Regions from separate parts of the Homo sapiens genome. Here all the other regions are linked to region 1. A link is a loop called in an ENCODE intact Hi-C map of the cell type or tissue named here. Cell type or tissue: dorsolateral prefrontal cortex. All regions are shown on one strand.

The links. A loop is a pair of places that touch in the nucleus more often than their neighbours do. Peaks named below come from ENCODE experiments on the same cell type or tissue, not always from the same donor. Only the 100,000 strongest peaks of a DNase experiment are listed, where the experiment ranks them.
Region 2: it touches region 1 in a loop (2.5-fold over the local background); 5 of 110 quality-filtered maps call a loop at or near these places.
Region 3: a loop joins it to region 1, with 4 times the contacts of the local background. A loop is called at or near these places in 2 of 110 quality-filtered maps.

Annotation. Positions count from the first base shown.
Region 1 is chr16:4,179,127-4,187,126 of GRCh38, reverse strand. LOC105371062 (a long non-coding RNA gene) reads left to right here and starts at 3,169. Exons shown (of 2, transcript NR_188654.1): 1 at 3,169-3,734; 2 at 6,816-7,010. RefSeq lists silencers at 2,872-2,941, 2,952-3,601, 7,766-7,968 and an enhancer at 3,005-3,299. In dorsolateral prefrontal cortex, a CTCF peak has its summit at 3,160 (motif pointing left); DNase peaks (open chromatin) are centred at 3,176 and 7,875; H3K4me3 peaks cover 1,859 bases; H3K27ac peaks cover 2,458 bases.
Region 2 is chr16:4,399,161-4,407,160 of GRCh38, reverse strand. It overlaps CORO7-PAM16 (CORO7-PAM16 readthrough), which reads left to right. Exons shown (of 31, transcript NM_001201479.2): 6 at 1,594-1,670. It overlaps CORO7 (coronin 7), which reads left to right. Exons shown (of 28, transcript NM_024535.5): 6 at 1,594-1,670. Among named protein-coding and RNA genes, the nearest start is that of CORO7, 13 kb to the left of the region's middle. RefSeq lists an enhancer at 4,420-5,156. In dorsolateral prefrontal cortex, CTCF peaks have their summits at 2,551, 4,118 and 4,318 (motif pointing right); DNase peaks (open chromatin) are centred at 2,520 and 4,340; H3K4me3 peaks cover 430 bases; H3K27ac peaks cover 1,903 bases.
Region 3 is chr16:4,048,999-4,056,998 of GRCh38, reverse strand. All of the region lies in intron 2 of ADCY9 (adenylate cyclase 9), which reads left to right. It overlaps LOC124900373 (a long non-coding RNA gene), which reads left to right and starts at 2,379. Exons shown (of 2, transcript XR_007064957.1): 1 at 2,379-2,964; 2 at 3,178-6,727. In dorsolateral prefrontal cortex, a CTCF peak has its summit at 3,445; DNase peaks (open chromatin) are centred at 3,478 and 4,108; H3K4me3 peaks cover 1,644 bases; H3K27ac peaks cover 1,346 bases.

The DNA.
Region 1 (8,000 bases):
TCACCACACCCAGCTAATTAAAAAAGGTTTTTTTTTTGGCTGGGTGCGGTGGCTCATGCCTGCAATCCTAGCACTTTGGGAGGCCGAGGTGGGCAGATCACTTGAGATCATGAGTTCAAGACCAGCCTGGTCAACATGGTGAAACCCAGTCTCTACTAAAAATACAGAAATTAGCCAGGCATTGCGGAGGGTGCCTGTCATCCCAGCTACTTGGGAGGCCGAGGTAGGAGAATTGCTTGAACCCAGGAGGCAGAGGTTGCAGTGAGCTGAGATGGCACCACTACACTCCAGGCTGAGTGTTTTTTTTTTTAGAGAGATGGGATCTTGTCATCTTGCCCCGGCTAGTCTCAAACCCCTGGGCTCAAGTGATCCTCTCACCTCAGATCATTTTTCTTTAGAAGAAAGTAAAGGCAATAAAAAAGCATTAGAAAAACAAACTGGCTGGGCTAGGTGGCTCACACCTGTAATCCTAACACTTTAGGAAGCCAAGGTGGGAAGGTCATTTGAGGACAGGAGTTCAAGACTGGCCTGGGAAACATAGTGAGACCTCCTCTCTACAACAACAACAACAAAATTAGCTGGGTGTGGTGGCATGTGCCTGTAGTCCCAGCTACTCAGGTGGCTGAGGTTGGAGGATCGCTTGAGCCCAGGAGGTAGAGGCTGCAGTGAGCCATGATCCCACCACTGCACTCCAGCCTGGGAAACAGAGCAAGAACCTGTCTCCGTTAAAAAACAAAACAAATAGAAACTGAGAGTAGTGTGATGTGACATGAGGTTGTCTGTAGAATGCTGACCAGCCTGGCCAACATGACGAAACCCCGTCTCTACCAAAAATACAAAAATTAGCTGGGCGTGGTGGTGCATGCCGGTGGTCCCAGCTACTTGTAGGCTGAAGCATGAGAATCGCTTAAGCCTGGGAGGTGGAGATTGCAGTGAGCTGAGATCGCGCCACTGCATTACAGCCTGGGCGACAGAGCGAAACTCTGTCTCAAAAAAAAATATATATATATTATATATCTCTATATATATCTATATATATTTTATATTTTTTATATATAAAATATATAAAAAATTTGCTGGGCGCAGTGGCTCACGCCTGTAATCCCAGCACTTTGGGAGGCCGAGGCGGGTGGATCATGAGGTCAGGAGATTGAGACCACCCTGGCTAACACGGTGAAACCCCGTCTCTACTAAATATATATAAAAAAAAAAATTAGCCGGGTGTGGTGGCGGGTGCCTGTAGTCCCAGCTGCTTGGGAGGCTGAGGCAGGAGAATGGCGTGAACCTGGGAGGCGGAGCTTGCAGTGAGCCGAGATGGCGCCACTGCACTCCAGCCTGGGTGACAGAGTGAGACTCCGTCTCAAAAAAAAAAAAAATTATATATATACATATATATACACACACACATATATATATATATAAAGTAATTTTCATTAGAAAATTTACTGAGGATTATTTCCTGAACAAAAAAATACTTTAAAAAAATCTTAACTCCATCTCCATTTCATATTTGATCTTTACCATGATCTTGTAAAGTAGATGGGGGCAGGGATATTTCTTATTCCTAAATCCAAATCTAATGTGGGGAAACTGCATCTACAGAGGTGCAGTTTTGCCTGAGTTCGGCCTGAGTTCACTCTGCTAATGCAAGACAAACCACACCAAAAGGCCAATTTCGTACCCATCCCAATATCCTTTCTACTCTATTCCATCACATTGATTTGCGGTAATCTAGAGCTGACAGCATATTGTGCACTGTATATTTTTCAGACCCACTAAAAGATGAGATTTTGTATTGTGAAGAGTGCAAAAAGATGTTATATTTCCATTTTTTCCAAACTTCTTAATTTTTTCCCACCACGATTCCAAAAAAATTTAGATATTCTGCATATTAAGGCATAGTCTCTCCCCTGGGGGATGTAGCCATCTAGTAAGGGATACAGCGCACAATTGCAAATCAGGATACAGGGGTCTGGCAAAGGACTGTCTTTCTCATTTGCAAATGTAATTATTTGCAAAGCCTGATCAATGCATATAAGTTGATAAATTATGTAATGGATTACTTCTGTTGAGAAGAATCAATTGACACAACCTCAGGGCTCTTCAGAGAATACTGAGACACACTGTGGGGCTATGGAGTTTGGTTGGGGAAGGAGTGGAGTTTTAGCTACACTTTGAGGGATGGGCAGGTTTGGTGGGTCACAGATTAGGGGGGTGGAGCACGGGAAGATCGAGGGCGCCCAGACGCAGACAAGGGAAGACCGCTGTGTGTGGCGGGGATAAGGGAATGGAAGAGCAGCCAAGGTGAGAGGAGGTGAATTAGGGAATACTGGGCCTTCAGGGGAAGCCCAGGGAGTCTAGGCCTGAGGCCACTGCAGGTTTCTGAGAAGGGAAGACCAGCGGGCAGCGGTGCTAGGGCGATATGGGGAGGCCGGAGCGTGGCATGCAGGAGCCAAGGGCCTGCCCCTGGGTCTGCTGCGTTGGGGGGAGCGTGGGGTCTCTGTCCTCCCCCGATGCTGCCCCACTCCAATCCGATGCCAGCGCCCCACAAGGCGGCCGCGAGCAGAAGCCCATCCACCCCATCGGCCTGGCCGCCCGGGGGACCCCGCCCGCCCTGGGCGGGCGCCAATGTGTCCCTTTTCTGGATCCTTTGGGAATCAATTAAGATCGCGGTGACAGGGCCCCCAGGTCGTAGGAGCACCCGGGCCACCACTCCCCGCGCGGCGTGGACGGGCTTCCAGCATCCGTGCGGGGACAGGGCTGGAGGCTTCGGTGATCGCGGCCGGGTACGACCACTCTTCCTTCGTCTGAGGGAAAAGGTCGCGGCTGGGGAGGGCCTCAGATTTCCCCGGCACGCCTCCTCTCCTTAGTGGGGAAACTGAGGCCCGGGGCAGGGCAGTTCTGGACCAGGGTCGTGACCGTGGGGAAAGTGGGCACCTGGCTGAATCTGACCCCGTCCTTCGCGCCCGAATCCTCACACGCTGTCCCCGAGGGGGCCACTACCCGACCCTGCGGACAGGGACCGATCTCGCGGCCGCTCAGCTGTGACAGTGCCGGCCGGCTCGCCCCGCGCATGCGCACTGCCTTCCCTTCGGGCTCGGCCCCGCCCCCTCCGGGCTGCGCGCCTCGGACCGAGTCCGGGACTGGGGTCAGCGCAGGCGCAGACGCAGACGCTTAGCGGCGGCGCTTCCAGAACGCTGCGCTCGGGAGAGCCTCGGGGCCGGAGTCGCGTGGGCGCTGGGGGCGGGGCGGGCGCCCACTGCCTGAGCCGGATGGCAGAGCCGTCTCTCCGCCAGCTCCCAGCGCTGGCTCGCGTCCCTGGGTTCCGAGCCCAGCGACGCGCAAGCTCCGTGGCCGCCAGCGCCGGCCCTGCCCCCTCGCTGCTGACCTCCGCCGCTTCACGCCGCGGACTCAGCTCCCGGGCTTTGCGGTCGCTGCCGGTGGGATGGGGAGGGCCGCGAACCTCTGTCCTCTCAGGCATTCACCGCGTGGCTGGGAGGGCGCCAGGAGGCCGAGGCCGGGGCTGCCATGCGCTCCCGGTGCCTCACCCCGCAGGTCGGTCCGCCTCGTGGGCTGTGGGGCAGACGACCGGGAAGCCCCGAGATCTCCAGATCCTCGATCGGGACCGAAAAGGCCCTGAACTTGTGCAGTGACTTGCCATTGAGTCCGGGAGGTTCTGGAGACCTGGGTGACGGAAGAACGCCCAAGGCCGACTGCTGCCCTCAGTTATCGGGGTGAGGTTTCCACCTGAGGCCGGCGCCCAGGGCAAACAGGAAATGCGAGTTTTAGGAGATTCTCCTACCGGAATGTCACCTCCCTTCCCCGCCAGAAACGAACCGCCCTCTCCGCCAGTAATTGAAAACCGAAGGGCAGCCCTTAGCGAATGAAAACTCCAGAAACCAGGAGGGTCAGGGAGGGTCATCATCTGAATAGAATGACTCTTGTGGCTCTTGGGGTTTCCTGAATCAGTCATTTTAGGAACTGAAAAGGCCTTACGAGGATCAAGTGGTCATTAGCTTCTCTTTCTTCCCTCCCTCCCTCCCTCCCTTCCTTCCTCCTTCCTTCCTTCCTTCCTTCCTTCCTTCCTTCCTTCCTTCCTACCTTCTTCCTCTCTTTTCTACTCTTTTTTCTTTTTGAGACTGCAACCTCGAACTCCCTGGGCTTGGGTGATCCTCCCGCCTCAGCCTCCCGAGTACTTGGAATTACAGGCGCGCGCCACCATGCCCGGCTAATTTAGGTTTTTACTTTTTTATCTTTTTTGAGACGGAGCCTCGCTCTGTCGCCCGGGCTGGAGTGCAGTAGCCTGATCTCAGCTCACTGCAATCTCAAAACTCCCAGGCTCGAGCGATCCTCCTGCCGCAGCCTTCCCAGTAGCTGGGACTACAGGTGTGCATCATTACACCTGGCTAATTTTTTATTTGAAAGAATTTTTGCTAACGCCGTGCGCGGTGGCTCAAGCCTGTAATCTCAGCGCTTTGAGACGCTGAGGCGGGCGGATCACAAAGTCAGGAGTTCCAGACCAGCCTGGGCAATATGGTGAAACCCTCTACTAAAAATACAAAAATTAGCCGGCGTGGTGGCGGGCGCCTGTAGTCCCAGCTACTCGGGAGGCTGAGGCAGGAGGATTGCTTGAAGCTGGGAGGCAGAGGTTGCAGTGAGCCGAGATCAAGCCACTGCACTCCAGCCTGCCTGACAAGGCCAGACTCTGTCTTAAACACAAAAACGAACAAAAAAAAGTTTACCGGGCGCTGTGGCTTACGCCTGTAATCCCAGTACTTAGGGAGGCGAAGGCAGGTGGATCACTTGAGATTGGGAGTTCGAGACCAGTCTGACCAACATGGTAAAACCCGTCTACTAAAAATACAAAATTAGCCGGGTGTGGAGGCACAGGCCTGTGATTCCAGCTACTCAGGAGGCTGAGGCAGGAGGATCGCTTGAACCCAGGAGGTGGAGGTTGCAGTGAGCCCAGATCGTGCTACTACACTCCAGCTTGGGCAACAAGAGTGAAACTCCGTCTCAAAAATAAAATAAAATAAATTGGGCTTCTCGCTCTGTCGCCAGGCTGGTCTCAAACGTCTTATCTCAAGCGATTCTCCCGCTGCAGCCTCTGTGCTGGGATTACAGGTAGGAGCAACCGCACCCTGCCTGGCCTCTCTTTGAAACCTGCCCAGTGACAGGGATCTCAATGCAGGGCATTGCATGTCTTCTGACAGGATGCTGGTTTAGGTCACTCCCTCTGCCCTGCAAGCCAGCTGTGTCCCCAGCATTTCCCAGGGCAGAGATAGATCACTCCCTGTGAGAGTGTTTTGGTGTCAGTGTGGAACGGCTTCCCTGTTTGGCCCCCTGGGTATACTGGAACCTGGGAAGGGACCTCTCCAGCTAACCCAGGGCTGGGCAGGGAGTTACTGAAAGGAAAAAGGAATTTATTTTTAATTTCCTGGGTTTTCTTGGCTGTTGCTTTGGAGTGGAGATCATTTAGACATCTGGTACCCTGATGGCCTGAGAAGAGAAGGAAAGTCCTTGGAAAGGAGTTAGGTGACTTCTGGGTAAGAATGAGCTGATACAATGGTGGAGAGTGGGGAGAGCTGCTTAGTGGCCAACCTGGCCATCATTGCCGTATTCACTAGGGAGCTTTTATTCTCATCTGTGTCCTCCTCCTGTAACTTAACACCTAGAAGTGGCAGGGAATTGGATCATGAAAGAGCCATATAGTCCAGCCTACTCATTTGTGTGTGTGTATGTGTGTCTATATATATGTCTATATATATATAGGTCTATATATATAGGTCTATATATATATAGGTCTATATTGGTCTATATATATAGGTCTATATTGGTCTATATATAGGTATATATATGTCTATATGCATATAGGTCTATATATATGTCTATATATATAGGTCTATATATGTCTATATATATAGGTCTTATATATGTCTATATATAGGTCTTATATATGTCTATATATAGGTCTTATATATGTCTATATATAGTCTGTATGTCTATATATAGGTCTATATATATAGTCTGTGTCTATATGTATAGGTCTATATATATAGTCTATGTATAGGCCTATATATATGTCTATATATATAGTCTATATATATAGGTCTATATATATGTCTATATATAGTCTATATAGGTCTATATATATGTCTATATATGTCTATATATATCTATATATGTCTATATATCTTTATATACACTATATATGTGTCTATATATCTATATAGATACTATATATGTCTATTATATATCTATATATATAGATATATATATTTTTTTTTAGAGACAGGGTCTCACGATGTTGTCCAGACTTAAACTCCTGGCCTCAAGCAATACCCCTGTCTCCGCCTCCCAAAGGGCTGGGATTACAAGCATGAGGCCCTGTGTCCGGACCCAACCCACTCATTTTAAAATTGAGGAAGTTTGAGGCCTGGAAATGGAAAAATGTGGCCCAGGGTCACGGAGGGAGCTGGTGGCAAAGATGAGACTTAAATTCAGGTCTCCCGATTCCCAGGCCTGCCCTTGTTCTCTACACTCTTTGTATTAGTCAGGATCCAGCAGAAAACAGATTAAATTGGGGACATTTAAAGTGGGGGCTTTGAGGCAGGATATAGGGAAACTGCTATGGAATGTGGAATATTCTGGGGCTGGTGACAGTGGGATCTTACCACCTCTGCACCTGGAGGCAGGTTGTGTGGAGGGCGATCTCACTAGAGCTGGGACTTTAAGTCAAGGAGCTCAAAAAGGGACTTGGAGGAATAAAAACCATAAACCCTGTCCCCACCTTCTCCCTCTGGTTTTGATTCCAGGCTCCACATGGACCAAACCCAGCTGGCAGTCAGAGGGCAAGAGCATCTCGATGCAGCGCATACAGGCCAATTCCAGGGTGCAGTGCAGCATGGAAAAGGAGAAATGTACCTGAAGAGGCAAATGAAAGATATACAGCGTCACAGGCAATCTTGCTTCTACTACCATAAAAATAGTTTACGTTTCTTAGACACTTAGTCTGTGTCAGGCATGTCCATTATCTCATTGCATCTTCCCATAAACCCGGTTTCCTCCATTGGACAGATAAAGAAACTGACTAGTGAAACAGCTTGAGGGACGGAGGTATGAACAGCTAAGCTGTCATTTTCCCGTCCAGAGTCTTATCTGGTGTATAGTAGTTCCCCTGTGAATGTTTGTGGAATGAATGAATGAATGAGGAGCAGACATAAATAGGGTTAGATAGTAAACCTCCCTGAGGAGCCTTAGCGGGGCCTCTTCTCCTTGGGACTCGGAGGGTCTCTGCAGAGATGAGCCCTGTGCCTTTTGCTGTGTCTCCTGTTGGCCTGTAATAGGCCAGCTTCTTCAGGTGAAAAGGGCAGGCATGAAAGTCTGAAAAAAGCCTTGGACTTGTGCTTGGCTTTCCTAGTGGAGGTTAGCTTTTGGAATTTAAAAAAGAGTATGGGCTGGGCACAGTGGCTCACACCTGTAATCCCGAGGTGGGCGGATCACTTAAGGTCGGGAGTTTGAGACCAGCCTGGCCAACATGGCAAAACCCCGTCTCTACTAAAAATACAAAAATTAGGGCATGGTAGCGGGCGCCTGTAATCCCAGCTACTTGGGAGGCTGAGGCAGGAGAATTGCTTGAGCCCGGGAGGCACAGGTTGCAGTGTGCCAAGATTGTGCCACTGCACTCCTGCCTGGACAACAGAGTGAGACTCTGTCTCAAAACAAACAAACAAACAAACAAACAAAAGTCTCTCTGAAGCCCTCTTTACCCACACCTTTATTCCTAATACCCCACAGTCTGGGCAGGGGCCCAGGGTGCTACCTCTCTCCCTGCTCAACTCCTCCCCACGGCTCCACCCACGAGCTCAGTTCTGCTGATTGCATCACTGGTGCTGCTGTTGGAACACAGCATTCAGGGATGAGCCAACAACCAGTTTGGTGGGTGAGTTTCACCAGCACCCTGCAAGTGGCCTGCTGTGGAGCAGAAACCTCTGCTGGAA
Region 2 (8,000 bases), 220 kb before region 1:
GCCTGGCCAACATGGCAAAACCCCGTCTCTACTAAATATACAAAAATTAGCCGGGCGTGGTGGCACACACCTGTAATCCCAGCTACTCAGAAGGCTGCGGCAAGAGTATTGCTCCAACCCAGGAGGCAGAGGTTGCAGTGAGCCGAGATTGCACCACTGCGCTCCAGCCTGGGTGACAGAGTGAGATGCCGTCTCAAAAAAATAAAAATAAAAAATAACTTTGGCCGGGCGCGGTGGCTCACGCCTGTAATCCCAGCACTTTGGGAGGCCAAGGCGGGTGGATCACGAGGTCAGGAGTTCGAGACTAGCCTGGCCAACATAGTGAAACCGCGTCTCTACTAAAAATACAAAAACTTAGCTGGGTGTGGTGGCGGGTGCCTGTAATCCCAGCTACTCAGGAGGCTGAGGCAGGAGAATTGCCTGAACCCAGGAGGCAGAGGTTGCAGTGGCTATGGAGAGCGAAGAGAGATCGTGCCATTGCACTCCACCCTGGGGGACAAGAGCAAGACTCCATCTCAAAACAAAAAACAAAAAACAAAAAAACCAAAAAAAAACCTTCTTGGATGGGCGTCGTGGCGCACACCTGTAATCCCAGCACTTTGGGATGCCAAAATGGGAGGATCGCTTGAGCCCAATATTTTGAGAATTAGTCTGAGCAACATAGTGAGACACAATCTCTACAAAAAATTAAAAAATCAGCCAGGCGTGGTGGCGTGTGCCTGTCTGTGTCCCAGGTACTCAAGAGGCTGAGGTGGGAGGATTACTTGAACCCAGGAGGTGAAAGCTGCAGTTAGCTATGATCACACCACTGCATTCCAGCCTGGGCAACAGAGTGAGATGCTGTCTCAAAAAATAATAATAGGCCGGGCACGGTGGCTCATGCCTGTGATCCCAGCACTTTGGGAGGCCGAGGTGGGCGGATCACTTGAGGTTAGGAGTTCGAGACCAGCCTGGCCAACATGGTGAAATTCCGTCCCTGCTAAAAATACAAAAATTAGCTGGGCATGGTGGCAGGTGCCTATAATCCCAGCTACCTGGGAAGCCGAGGCAGGAGAATTGCTGGAACCCAGGAGGCGGAGATTGCAGTGAGCTGAGATTGCACCACTGCACTCCAGCCTGGGTGACAGAGCAAGCCTCCGAAAAGTAGTGGGGGTTAGGACTTCACCATCTTTTTAGGGGAGCACAATTTAACCTGGAACAGGAGTTGCAGAGAATGTAGAGAAGTATTTTAAGACCTCACACTAGCGAGGGAGAGTATAGATGGCAGGAATAGAGGCTTAGGGCAGGAGTGACCCTGTTGGTGGGGAGCTATGTTGGAAGTGAGCCTGGGAGGGATGAGAGAGCCAGGCCAGGAGCGGGAAGCCTCGGAAGGTAGTTGAGTGATGTACGGCTGCACAAAGGTGGGGTGAAGGAAGCAGCCTGTGGTGCAGGGGAAGCCTGTCTGGGAGAAGCTGCTGCCCTTGCCCCCTTGGCTGAAAAGGACCCTCGTAGCTGCTGCCTTTGCTCTGGGAGTTCCCCCCAGCAAGGCCCGCCCCCACCCACTTCCCTGGTGCCCTCACTGCCCGGGACCTGACTGTGACTGCTTCTCTGCAGAGCTGGCAGCCCATGGGGACCTGGTGCAGAGCGCCGTCTGGAGCCGAGATGGAGCCCTGGTGGGCACGGCGTGCAAGGTGAGCAGGCAGGTGGGGATGCCCTGTGGGGCTCTGTGCAGGCCTCCTGGGCTGGGACCCCCTGGGCTGGGCCTTCCAGGCTTGTTGTTTAGGAGGCAGTGGAGCACTGAGGTCAGGATGGTCATCTGTGTGCCCTGCCCCCTAGCTGCTCCTCACACCCCCGCTCACCTACATCTGGAAGCCCCTACCTTGCCTAGGCCCCTGTCAGATGAGAGCCCACGCTGGTCCCTGGTTTGCGCCCTAATGTCGCCACCCTCAGGCAGCCTCCTCTGGCCGCCTGTCTGGTCTGTCTGAACCGCCAGCCTTTCTGCAAGACTCTTGTTAAGCAGCATTCGGCCGCAGGTGCTGGGCCAGGCCCCAGTTGCTGGGGAGGTGACTTCCGTCGAGGACAGTACAGACAAGAGGACCCGTGACCTGGGCTCTGCAAGAGGGACATGGTGCTTTGAGCTGGTTGGACAGGCCAGGGACGCGTGGCCTCAGGCAGGGATCGGGGCCAGGACAGGCAGGTGCGGGGCAGGCGGGTGCTGGGTGGTGAGTAAGGGTTGTGCCTGTTGCCGTAGGGGTAATGGGAAGGCAATGAAGTGTTAAAGGCCAGAGTAGGGCAGGTGGTGCAGTGAGGGGAGCGGATTCGCATTTGGAACCACATGGACAGTGTGTGGCAGGAGGGGCAGTGTCTACAGGGGGATGCGTGGCAGCCTGCGGGGAGGTGAGAGCTGTTCTCTGCCGGGAGTGGCGGAGACCTTTGGGAGGAGGAAGCCAAGTGTTGGAGAAGGATTGGGTGGGAGGCGTGGCGGTCCTGAGGCAGTAGGAGAGGCCTGTCACTGGGACGGGGATGTGCTGTGGCAGAGAGGGGGCGCTAGAGGAGCACCTGGTGTGAATGTTCTAGGCAGAGCCGCTCCAGGGTGGCTGCAGCCTTGCTGAGCTGCCGGCGGTACCTGGAGGTGTCAGTGGAGTCTGGGCCCAGAGGGGCTCTGAGCAGAATCCGGCTGCAGGTGAAAAGGTCCCGTTTGTTTGATTTGCTGACCACATAGTGCTGCCCCCAGGAGGGGATGAGAAGAGCCTGCAGGGGAGGAGGTGGGAGGAGGAAAGCCAGGACCAGGCTGGAGCCTGAAACCAGGGCCAAAGGGCTTCCCCAGGGAGGCGGCCGTGGGTACCACCAAGGGTCTCTGAAGACCTGTCGGGGTTGCTGGGAATGAGGGCACCCATCAGGGCCCTTCTGGAGGTGTGCCGAGCCTGAAGACACATGAAGAATGGCTGAGAGGCCTGGGAATGGAGCCGAACAGGAGCTAGCAGGGCAGGGAGGCCTACCAGACCTGAGCATTCCGCCCCAGGGCTCTGCATACTTGGAGGGACCCTAGTCTAACTTTCTTTTCTGTACTCTGCTTTTGTGGAAGCCGCATCTCCCAGTCTTGATCAGTTTTTCCTCTGTGGTGTGCGTTGAGCAGAGAGTCCTGAGAGACTGGCCTAAGCTCTGGGGGCCAATAAGGCCCCCAGGGAGCCCCTTCTGGGGAGACCTGGTATGCGTGCTTTGACCTAACCCTGCTGGGGACGGCTTCCCAGGCAGAGTGAGCTCGAGGCCGGTCCTTGAGGGATGAGCCCTGGCTGAGAAGGAGGGGACGGGCGTCCCAGGCAGAGGGGATGGCCTGGGTAGTCTCAGCAGGACTCAGGGATGGCTGCCTTGGGACCGTGACATCTTTCTTTGAGAAACTGTCTCTGCCCCTCTGTCACAGGTGTGGTGGTCCAGGCCCTCCTCCTGGGGGTCCGAGCCCTATTTACTATCACAGTTGTGTAGGGAAGGACAGTGAGCAGCCCCATGGGCCACCGGCTTGGCCACTCTTCTCCTTGCTTACTGGTGTCTTGCAGGAAGAGTCATAGGAGTCACAGACGGAGGAGCTCCTGCTGCTTCCCCAGTGGATGTGTTTTCCCCCGCTAAACCCAGAGCTTAAAGTTGCAGGGACGAGAAGCACACATTTCCTAAGTGGGTCGTGGGAGTGATGCTTAGTGGAACGACTCCCCCTCCTTCCCTGGTTCCTGGACCTAGGAATTCCGCCTGCGGGGACGCAGCATTGCCTCCAAGCCGCACCTGTCAGCACAGTCTAGGGCCAATGGGTACCTCAGCCCTGGGTCGGCTGCCACCTTCTTTTGCTGTAAAGGGAGTACATCGGGGTCCTGGTGGGGGCATCCTACACTGGAAACCCTGGCAGTATGGAGCCGGGAGTGGGGGGCGGCCTGACTGTGGTAGGGCAGCCAGTGATGCCCATGAGTGTGCAGAGAGCGAGGGCTTGTCCTGAGCTGTGGCTGGAGCTGCTGGATGGGCCCACCCCACACCAGGAGCGAGCGTGAGCCCCTCTTTGCAGCCGCACCTGGCTCTGGGTTTATGCACTGGAGCTGCTCATGCCACGGGCTGCCTGATGGGGATGGGGGTGGGGGGTCATGGGACTTTCCACCAGAGTGTGCCCCCACCCCCGCCCCATCTCCTTCCTGGCGGGGAAGCCTCCGTGCCCCTGGCTTCCACTCCTGTCCTGCCTCTGTGTGAGCAGGTCTGCCTCCCAGGACCACCAAAGCCCCCTCCTGCTCCCTCTCAGCTACTCCCACTGGGTGAAGGGGCCTCCCGAGCTGGGAGAGAAGGGGCAGGAGGCCGCTAGGGGGCGCGCTCTCCTCACGGATGGCCCATTCCGGCCTGCTGCGCTCCTGACTCCCGGCATGGTTGAGCCTGATGAGCCGGGGAGGACGCGGCCTCTGCAGCCCAGTTCCTCTCCGCTGAGCCAGAGCAGCCTCAGTGCCCACTCTGAACCCTGGTTTGGACCCCGCGTTAAGCTCCTCCATGAGGGTGGCCCAGCTGCCCTCATGGAGTGTGTGCTGTGAGTTCCGCCCTTAGCCCCAGCGCCCAGCCCTGCCCAGGGGTGGCGCTGTCCGCATCCTCACAGTTCACAGGGCTGGGCGGGTGGCCGGTCGCTGGCTCACGCCTGTCATCCCAGCACTTTGGGAGGACGAGGTGGGAGGATCACTTGAGCCCAGGAGTTCAAGATCAGCCCGGGCAACATGGTGAAACCCCATGTCTACAAAAAAAATGCAAACATTAGACAGGCATGGTGGCACGCGCCTGTGGTCCCAGGCTGAGGCAGGAAGATTGCTTGAGCCCAGGAGTTCGAGGCTGAAGTGAGCTCGGATTGAGCCACTTCACTCCAGCCTGGGCGATGGAGCAAGACCCTCTCTCTTAAAAAACAACAACAACAACAACAACAACAAAACTGGCCGGGTGCAGTGGCTCACGCCTGTAATCCCAGCACTTTGGGAGGCCAAGCAGGCGGATCACCTGAGGTAAGGAGCTCAAGACCAGCCTGGCCAACATAGTGAAACCCCTCCTCTACTAAAAATACAAAAATTAGCCAGGCATGTTGGCATGCACCTGTAATCCCAGCTACTTGGGAGGCTGTGGCAAGAGAATAACTTGAACCTGGGAGGTGGAGGTTGCGGTGAGCCGAGATCACACCATTGCACTCCAGCCTGGGCGACAGAGCAAGACTCTGTCTCAAAACAAACAAACAAACAAACTAAAACCTCAAAAAAAAAAAAAAAGGAAAAAAAGAAACCATAGGGGGCTCGGGGGCTTGCCCACGTCATAGCTGGTCAGTGGTGGTGTTGGCATCTGGACTCGGGCTGTCGGTCTCTGCACCTCTGTGGGGCAGGAGCAGCCCTGACTGCTGGATGTCGTGTCCTGCCCTTCATCTCCTGAGAGCCTCTGTCGCTTGCTGTCGCTCGTGTCCTGCCTGTCTCCTGCTGTCCCCTGTATCTGTCCTTGATCTCTACTTGCTCTCTCTGGCCCGCTCTGTCATTGTGCTCTGTTTCTGTCCCACTCTGTCCTCTCTCATCCCTTGCTGTCCCTCGCTGTTCTCTCTCTGGTCTCTGTCTTCTGTCTCTCATCCTCCTCTCTCTGTCCCTCGCCATCCCTCTGAATCCGAGGTGTGGAGTAGTGGAGTTTTAAGAGCCAGTCCCTGGACTGTACCTGGTGCCCGCCTGGCACGCAGCAGGTGCTTGGTAAACTGCAGCTGGCAGGGCTTTGCCAGGAGCGGCATAAAACCAGGGCCCTGCTGAGGCAGACCAGGGAGACCTGGCTTTTGAGGCCCTCTCCAGACAGGCCCCCGCCTCTGCCAGCCATGCGTGTGCCCACGGCCCCCTTGGTTCCCACCATCTGCCTCCTCACGTGGCCTCTCCTCCCCCAACGCCACACACCAGCAAGTTCCTTTCTCCACCTCTTTGCTCATGCTATTTTACCTTCCTCGAATGCCTTTGCCTTCCCAGCACAAGCTCTGTTTGTCCTTCCATGACCAGGTCTAAGTTCTTCCCCGCGGTTTCCCGTGACAACCTCCAGGCCCCAGAGTCCAGCACTTAGCCTGGAACTTGGTAGTAGCAGGGAGGCTACTCATCTCTCAGGGAGGGGCTGCACATGGAGCGGGAATTCACTTGGTTTTCCCCTGCATTTCTTTTTGGGTTGTTTTAGTTGATGGACTATTTTCGAGAACAGTTTTAAGTTTACAGAAAAAGTGAGCAAGTTGTATAAGGATTTTCCATATTCCTTACCTCCTCCCCCAGTGTCTGTGATGAATATCCTGCGTGAGTGTGGTACGTTGTTTCAATTGAGGAACCAATGGTAAACATTATTATTATTATTATTATTATTATTATTATTATTGCACTGCTGGAGTGCATTGGCACGATCTCAGCTCACTGCAATCTCCGCCTTCTGGGTTCAAGTGATTCTCATGCCTCAGCCTCCTGTGTAGTTAGGACTACAGGCACGTGCCACCACACCCGGCTACTTTTTGTTTTTTTGTTTTTGTTTTTGTTTTTGTTTTTGAGACAGAGTCTCACTCTTGTTGCCCAGGCTGGAGCGCAATGGCACGATCTCAGCTCACCGCAACCTCTGCCTCCCAGATTCAAGTGATTCTCCTGCCTCCCCGTCCCGAGTAGCTGGGATTACAGGCATGTGCCACCACACCCAGCTAATTTTGTATTTTTAGTAGAGACGGGGTTTCTCCATGTTGGTCAGGCTGATCTCGAACTCCTGACATCAGGTGATCCACCCACCTCGGCCTCCCAAAGTGCTGGGATTACAGGTGTGAGCCACCATGCCTGGCCTAATTTTTTTGTATTTTTAGAGATGGGGTTTCACCTTGTTGACCAGGCTGGTCTCAAACTTCTGACCTCAAGTGATCCACCCACCTCAGCCTCCCGAAGTGCTGGGATTATAGGCCTGAGCCACCATACCCAGCCTGATACATTATTATTAACTAAAGCTCACAGTTTACATGAGGGGTCAGTCTGTGTTGTATGTTCTATGGGTTGTGATAAATGCATGACATAATGTAACCACTATACGGAGTAGTTTCACTGCTCTTAACATCCCCTGGGTTCCACCTGTTCATCCCTTCCGCCCTCCTCCCAGATCACTGCCAAGCACTGATCTTTTCATTGTCTGTATGTTGGACTTTTCCAGAATGTCATATAGTTGGAATTATATGGTATGTAGTATGTAGCTTTTCAGATTGGCTTCTTTAACTTAGCAATGTATTTTTGTGGGCTAATAGCTATTTTTTTAAATTGTGGTAAGAAAACACATATCATAAAATTTACCTTCTTCTTTTTTTTTTAGCTTGCTGCAGCCTCAAACTCTAAGGCTCAAGCAGTCCTCCCACCTCAGACTCCTGAGTAGCTGGGACTACTAGCACGTGCCACCACGCCCAGCTACTTTTTAAATTTTCTGTAGCGACAGGGATCTCACTGTGTTGCCTAGGCTGGTCTCAAACTCCTGGGCTCAAATGATCCTCCCGCCTTGACCTCCCAAAGTGCCAAAATTCACCATCTTAACCATTTTTAAGTGTACAGTTCAGTAGTGTTAAGTATATTTACACTGTTGTGAAACAGATTTGAGAATTTTCTCATCTTGCAGAACTGAAACTCTATACCCATTAAACAGCAGTTCCCCTTTGCCCTACCTCCCGGCCCCTAGGAATTGGCATTCCACTTTCTGTGTCTATAATTTTCTGTGTCTATAATTTGACTACTTTAGATGCCCCACATAAGTGGAATCATATACTATTTGCTCTTTTGGGGCTGACTTATTTCTCTGAGCATAATGAAATGCTGCATCGTCAAGGGTTACTCGTGGCGTGCAGTAGGATTTCCTTGCCTTTGAAGACTGCATAGTATGCGCAGACCACATTTTGTTTATCCATTTATCCATCAGTAGATCTTGGGTTGTTTCCACTTCTTGGCTATTGCGAGTAGTGCTGCTATGAACATGGGTGTGCAAATATCTCTTCATGGCCT
Region 3 (8,000 bases), 130 kb after region 1:
TGGTCTGACCTCTGCTAGGACTCGCCATGTGTCATGGCAGGCCTGGCACCTGAAGGAGAGCTTTAGCAATTTGCACTCACATCATCCTGGACCTCAGCCTGGGTGATGGTCACTGTCTTGAGACAGCTTCAGAACAGGCAACCTGGGTGTGGCCGCCTTGTCAACCAGAGATAATAAAAACACAGGTAAACCTCTGCACCTCCATCGTCATGCCGAATTATAACAACAGCACATATTTGTTGAAGTCTTACTATGCACTAGGCACAGTGCTGAGTGCCCATGATGCAGAGGGGAATTTGAGAGTGTCAGTCATTTCTGCCCCTTCGGATCACGCACTGCTTTCCAGTGTTCCCAGGAGACCAGTTTTGAGGTTAGAATTCTGCTTCTTACAGTGAGGACTGATTCTGACTCCTAGGAGGACGAAAGCCCCTTTTAAATTTACTTTGGCTGGGTGTGGTGGCTCACGGCTGTAATCCCAGCACTCTGGGAGGCCGAGGTGGGTGGATCACTTGAGGTCAGCATTTTCAGACCAGCCTGGCCAACATGGTGAAACACCATCTCTACTAAAAATACAAAAATTACCTAAGTGTGGTGGTGCACGCCTATCGTCCCAGCTACTTGGGAGGCTGAGGCAGGAGAATCCCTGGAGCCCGGGAGCGGAGGTTACAGTGAGCTGAGATTGCATCACTGCACTCCAGCCTGGATGACAGAGTGAGACTCGTCTCAAAAACAAAACAAAACACAACAAAACATTACTTTGAAGCCACAGCATTTTGCACAGGTAGGAAAACTGCTGGGCCTGGAGATCTTCTATAAATATGTTGAGAGCTGATGTTGAAGAGATTATTGAAGAATCCTGATGTCACAGAATTTTCTATAGACAACCTCCTTGCGGGGAGGGCGCAGCTTTCGGGTTCTGTATCGCACAACACCGGCTGGGAGCTCCCTGCATGTGTGTTTCCAGCACTGCCTGTCTATGGGAGCTAAGGAAGTGGCTTCAAAACCGCTTGCCAGAGACGCGCAGTCACCCAGTCGTTGCAGCGCTTGTACTTGTGGGAGCTGTCTTGCAGGCTCAGGCATCTTTGATAAGGAATTCCTCATACTTAGAAGTGGCACCTTTGTTCTGCTGGGGAATTGTTCCCAAAAGGTATCTTTTTTTTTTTTTGAAACGGATCCTCGCTCTGTCGCCCACGCTGGAGTGCAGTGGCACCATCTCGGCTCACTGCAAGCTCTGCCTTCTGGGTTCATGCCGTTCTCCTGCCTCAGCCTCCCAAGTAGCTGGGACTACAGGCGCCCGGCGCCACGCCTGGCTAATTTTTTTGTATTTTTAGTAGAGACGGGGTTTCACCGTGTTAGCCGGGATGGTCTCGATCTCCTGACCTCGTGATCCCCCCACCCCGGCCTCCCAAAGTGCTGGGATTGTAGGTGTGAGCCACCGCGTCTGGCCTTTTTTTTTTTCCTTTTTGAGACAGAGTCTTGCTCTGCTGCCCAGGCTGGAGTACAATGGCCTGATCTTGACTCACTGCAACCTCTACCTCCTGGGTTCAAGCAATTCTCCTGTCTCAGCCTCCCGAGTAGCTGGGATTATAGGTGTGTGCCACTATGCCCAGCTAATTTTTTGTATGTTTAGTAGAGACAGGGTTTCACCATGTTGGCCAGGTTGGTCTTGAACTCCTGACCTCAAGTGATCTGCTCGCCTCAGCCTCCCAAAGTACTGGGATTACAGGTGTAAGCCACCACGCCTGACCCCAAAAGACATCTAAAAAGGCTTTTTCACTTGTGAAATCTGCTGAATAGAGCTGGCTTCCTGAGGCCTGGGGGCCCTTCCCGGTGTGGAAGAATGGCTCTGCTGTTGGCTACCACAGTGCTGGGGCCTGTACTCCCACCTCCTCTGCCTCTGTCTGCCTTGTGTGCCTCCCCTTCCGCGGGGGCCCTGCTCTCTGCCTCTTTCTGACCTTCCAGAGTTTTTGAGGTGTGAGTGTGTTGTTGAATTTCATTTACATAATAATTAAAGAGTCAGGGTTTCATGATCTACTGATGTAAAACCCGCAAAAACCCTAAAATCTCGAGTGGTGTTGTACAGCATGTGGGATTCTTTTGTATAACTTGATGATTTTCAAAATATCCATTTCGGCTGGGCACAGTGGCTCACACCTGTAATCCCAGCACTTTGGGAGGTCGAGGCAGGTGGATCACGAGGTCAGGAGATTTAGACCATCCTGGCTAACACAGTGAAACCCGTCTCTACTAACAATACAAAATTAGCCGGGCATGGTGGCGGGCACCTGTAGTCCCAGCTACTCGGGAGGCTGAAGCAGGAGAATTGCTTGAACCCGGGAGGCGTAGCTTGCAGTGAGCCGAGATTGTGCCACTGCACTCCAGCCTGGGTGACAGAGCGAGAGTCCGTCTCAAAAAAAAAAAAAGAAAAAAATCCATTTAATCAGAGCCATACTTGTTGATTACTACAGGTGCTTCCCGTATCTAATACCTCCAGCAAGAAGGTTTGCGAAATGGGCAGAGAGTAATAGGAAGAGTTTCAGGAAGATGGTTTGAGTGAAAATCATTTCAGAACCGAGCCCTGCGAAGTCTTGGTTTCTGCAATCCACCACAGTTTGGGAAAATCGGGAATTTTGTTTAGTCCATTTCTATTTTTGTGCACCACAAATATGTAAACAAAGCTGGGATCTTCGTCGGGGGCGGAGGGAAGGGCGACAGAACCCTGACATCTAATACTGGTCATCGGTATTTCCATGTGTTTCCTGATCCCATTGTCTCTGCTATTTAAATTAATTAATTCCACAAGTATGCACTCAGTAAATATTGTGAGCCAGGCACTATTCTCGGCTCTGTGGTTGCATCAGTGAACAAAACAGACGCTAATCCTGCTTTCGTGAGCCATCTATAATAGAATGGGCGAGTCAAGAAATTGACACATGCATTAGAAAAATATGTAGCGTGTCGCTGGTAAGTGCTTGAGAGCTCATCAGGGAAGGGCAGGAGTTTGTGGAGTGGGGGTGAGGGATGTGGGGTGGGGCGGGGCAAGGGTGGCAAGAGGCCTGGGGCTGCTGGTTGCAACTGTAACCAGAGTGGCCAGGGAAATCCTTGCTCCTCTGGGTAATGCCCTATCCAGAAGACCCTTGCAAATTTCTAAAATGCTGTGTTTTATTACCGAGAAAGAGTCGTCTGGGAGCTCTCCGAGGCAAATAACTTTTGAAGTTGGCATGAGCAGGATATTGTGCAATGGGGCTCACTGGCTGCGTCCCAGGCCTCCGCATCTGATGTGAACCACAGCTTTGCAATCGGGTCCCCGTGCCATCCAAAAATATTTTGTGACCTTGCCGGTTGGCAGTTTTTTAAAAATGTTATTTTCAGTCTCCAAAAAAGGGAAACATCAAAGTGCAGGCTGTCCACTCCTGCCCTTCTTGATAGACACAGACAGCTGGGCCACACAATCAGCCATTGTGGCGACAAGTGCCCAACTGTTATAAATAGACGGCGGGCTCGCACGTGAAGCGCTCCAGAGGAAGGGCAAGTGCTCTGGGGACACTGCCAACTGCTGTTTCCGTCGAGAGCTCTTCTCAAAGATCAATATTATTTTATGTCTCAGTGACTGAATTTGAAAAAACGACTGTGAAAGCACCTGGTAACTTAACTGTCTCCAGGATTCCATTCCAAACGCATCTTCTCTCTTCACTGTTAATCTTAGATGTTTCCCATGCTTATTTAGTAATCATTGCCTGACGGCCCACTTCACTGCGATTTACAGTCTCTTGCGGCTCACTTGAAATGGTAGAGTTATGGATAACCGCGCTGGTGTATGTGCGTGTGATGCGTGGCCGGAAGCGCATGCCCATTGAATAATCACGTTCGTCCCACATCTTAGCCCCTCTTCCAAGACATGTTTACTATCGTTTACGTGTGACATGTCAAAACATCTTAAAACTATGCCACGCATGTAATAGGCTCTCAGTGATTAAAAAATCAGTTTGTCTCTTAAGGAGAAAAGAATAACAGCATGTGACTCTTGTGAGTCCCTGACAAAGAATCTGTTGTTCCCCGTGCACTTGAAGAGCCGCTCATGTCAAGAAGCAACTTGTGATTATGCAATGTGTGACTTAAGGCATTGTCAGATGCGTTCGGCTGAAACGGGACCCCGCCCCAGCAGTTTGCCTTACTAAGTTAACATGGTAGGTCAGATTTTAGTATTGTAGAAAAAGCCACATTCAATATTCTTTGAGTAGCATATTTATTTCCTAGGGCTACTGTACCAAAGTACCTCAAACCAGGTGGCTTCAAACAACAGAGTTACACGCTAGTTGATATCTAGTGATTCAAAGAACAGAATTCCACACTAGTTGTTATCTAGGAATGCGGAGTGAGTGATAGAGGGGGTTTTGGTGGCGTTATATTCTAATTTTGAAGTAAGTTTAAATTTACAGAGATGCTCCCAAACAGTATAAAGAATTCCCAAATACTCTTCACCCAGATTCCCTGAATTAACATTCCGACATGTTTGTCTGTCTGTCTCTCCACATACACACATCCCTTTTTTCCGGAATAATTTGAGAATAGACTGCAGAGAGTGCCTCTAGATTCTCCTGTGTGGGTTTCCTAAAAACAAGGACGCTGTCCCGGATAGCCTGCACCGACCTGCCCAAATCAGGACGTGGGCACTGTCACACCATGCCACCAAATGCAGAGGCCCCGGAGCCCGCCCAGGACCACAGGCGCCGTCTGTGTCAATGGCTCTCGAGTCTCCTTCAATCTGGGGCTGTTCCTTCGTCTCTGTCTTTCACGACCTTGACATTTTTTTAAGAGAACAGGCCAGTTACTTTGTAGAATGTCCCTCGGTTTGGGCTGGTCTCATATTCCTTCATGATGAGAATCAGGTGGTAGGTTCCTGGCAGGAGAGTCCCTGCAGGGTTGTCACGACAGGAACGCACACAGGTCTGATCAGTCCCATTTCTGGAGAAGTTAACTTATCATTTGGTTGAGGTGGTGTCTACCAGGTTTCTCCACTGTAAAATTAATTTGTTGGTATTTTGTAATTATCAGTTAAAAAGTACTGTTTCTGGTGGGGAGATTTTTTGGGGACTCGGAAAATATCCTGTTTCTCATTAAGCTTTTTGCCCATTTGTTTTAGCATCCTGGGATGATTCTTGCCTGAGGGAATTAGTATGAGCATTGCCAAATGGTGATGTTTCTAGTTGCATTGTTTCTTTTGCATTGATTAGTTGGCATTCCACTGCAAGCTGGAGCTTGCCTGCTGTCTTTCTCTCCTTCCTATCAATACACTCATAGACTCCTATTTTACCCATTGGGTTATAATTCATTACCATTATCATTTGCTTCGATACCCAGATTGTCCCAGATTTGGCCAAAAGCAGCGCCTCCAAGCTGGCCCCTGTGTTCTTTTGATGTGTTCATGTCATTCTTTGAGCACATCTTTACTTCTTCTTCTTTTTTTTTTTTTTTTAGATGGAGTCTTGCTCTGTTGCCCAGGTGGGAGTTCAGTGGCGTGATCTCTGCTCATTGCAAGCTCCGCCTCCCGGGTTCACGCCATTCTCCCGCCTCAGTCTCCCGAGTAGCTGGGACTACAGGCGCCCGCCACCACGCCCGGCTAATTTTTGTATTTTTAGTAGAGACGGGGTTTCACTGTGTTAACCAGGATGGTCTCAATCCCCTGACCTCGTGATCTGCCTGCCTCAGCCTCCCAAAGTGTTGGGATTACAGGTGAGAGCCACCATGCCTGGCCAGGTTTTTTCGTTTTTGTTTTTGTTTTTTTTGAGATGGAATCTCACTCTGTTGCCCCGGCTGGAGTGCAATGGCGTGATCATGGCTCACTGAAACCTCTGCCTCCTGGGTCCATGCAATTCTCCTGCCTCAGCCTCCCATGTAGCTGGGATTACAGGCGTGCGCCACCACACCCAGCTAATTTTTGTATATTTAGTAGAGATGGGGTTTCACCATGTTGGCCAGGCTGATCTCCAACTTGTAACCTCAGGTGATCTGCCTGCCTCGTCCTCCCAAAGTGCTGGGATGACAGGTGTGAGCCACTGCTCCCGGCCACATGTTTAGTTCTTGGTTCTAGGCTCACCCGGAACTTTCCTTGCTCCAGCCCTGGAATCAGCCATTTCTCCAATAAGCCCTGGTTCCTTTTAGTAGAAAGTGGTTTTTAGAAACCAGGATCTAAGTATTAGGTGTGTTCACGCTACTGGGCTATTACGGCTACAAGGACTTCTCAAGCAGCGTAGTTAGGAATTTTTTTTTTTTTTTTTTTTTTTTGAGACGGAGTTTCACTCTTGTTGCCAAGACTGGCATGCAGTGGCAGGAACTTGGCTCACCGCAACCTCTGCCTCCCGGTTCAAGCAGTTCTCCTGCCTCAGCCTCCCTAGTAGCTGGGATTACAGGCATGCGCCACCACGTCCGGCTAATTTTGTATTTTTAGTAGAGACGGGGTTTCACCATGTTGGTCAGGCTGGGTCTCAAACTCCTGACCTCAGGTGACCCATCCATCTTGGCTTCCCAGAGTGCTGGGATTACAGGCATGAGCCACCGCGCCTGGCATAGCTAGGAAATTAAACATATGCATGTACTTCCCTACACGTACACATATGTTTGTACATACACACACGGGCACACATGCGTTTGTAGTTCTTTGTATCCATCTGTCCCGCTCGTATCTATGTATCCATTCATCTCATATAAAAATCATGATACCATCCAAGTCAAATGGTTTGTTTCAGCTTTCTCCCCTTTCCTTGGCTGTGCCCCTCTTTTCTAACAATAACAGTAACAGCTCTTATCATATTAACTGTTTTTATTTATTGACCCTTGTATGTCACCAGTCTTCTGACATGCAGGCCATCCAGTCCATGTTCCTGGCCCAGGAACATGGCAGCCAAGGGTCCCCACCCCCACTTCGGCCCCCAACAGTGGACTCTCGGGATAGTTCTTTTTTTTTTTTTGAGACACAGTCTCACTCTGTCACCCAGGCTGGAGTATAGTGGTGTGATCTCGGCTCACTGCAGCCACTAACTCCTGGGTTCAAGCAGTCCTCCCACCCTAGCTTCCTGAGTAGCAGGGACTACAGGTGTACACCATCATGCCCGTCTACTTTTGTATTTTTTGTAGAAACAGGGTCGGTCTTACCTTGTTGCCCAGGCTGGTGGATAGTTCTTTATAGCAGTAGCCTAAACAGAAAAACATATACAACATAAGCTAAGAAAAAGGCCTCCCTTATCGATATTTCTGGGTTAATCTGAAAGATTTTGAAGTCTGGAAGAATCAGCTGGTTGTTGGTAAAGGGACGGTGGACATGAAGGATGCGGAAGGGATGGGTTGGAGGCGGGAGGTGAGTTTCATGTGGTGTTTTTGACTCAGAGGGTCACTTTTATTGTTCTGCCTTGTAGTCAGAAGAAAAATCTTTTCACGTGGTTTCGGCTCAGAAGTATGTTAGAAAGTAGACTACAGAGACTGAAGGTGACATTCCAGAGACTTTTTAAGGATAATCTGGCCAAAGGTGTTTACTATTTGATTAGCCAGCATCCTTGGGCTCGGCTAGGGTCTTGGTCTGGTCTGAGAACATGTTGGGGGATTGTGCCAGTGTCGGTGGTGGGTGCCTGTGCCTGGTCATCTATGGGCAGCTAGGGGTGGGTGCTGCCCCTTCCGACTTTCTCTCCACTGCAGAGACGAAGCCTTCAGCAGCATTTCCCTGGACCCTCTTCTCTCTGGTCCCAGGTCAGGTTCTGTACAGCAATGGAAAGCAGGGGAGAGGATGCCCACGCTGTGCGTGGCCGTTTGGAGCAGACTCAGGGACCAGTGGGACCTCCTCTTCTGGGTGAGCTTGGCAACCACTCTTTTAGGAATTCCAGTTTGTAATGCCTTCCGGGTGAGCCCTGTGAGTCGCTTGCTCTTAGTAGTGTCCTTTGCTGCCCCAGCCTTCTGCTTCCCTGTATTTAAAACCTTTCTGAGCCAGGATTACGATTTCCTGATACCAT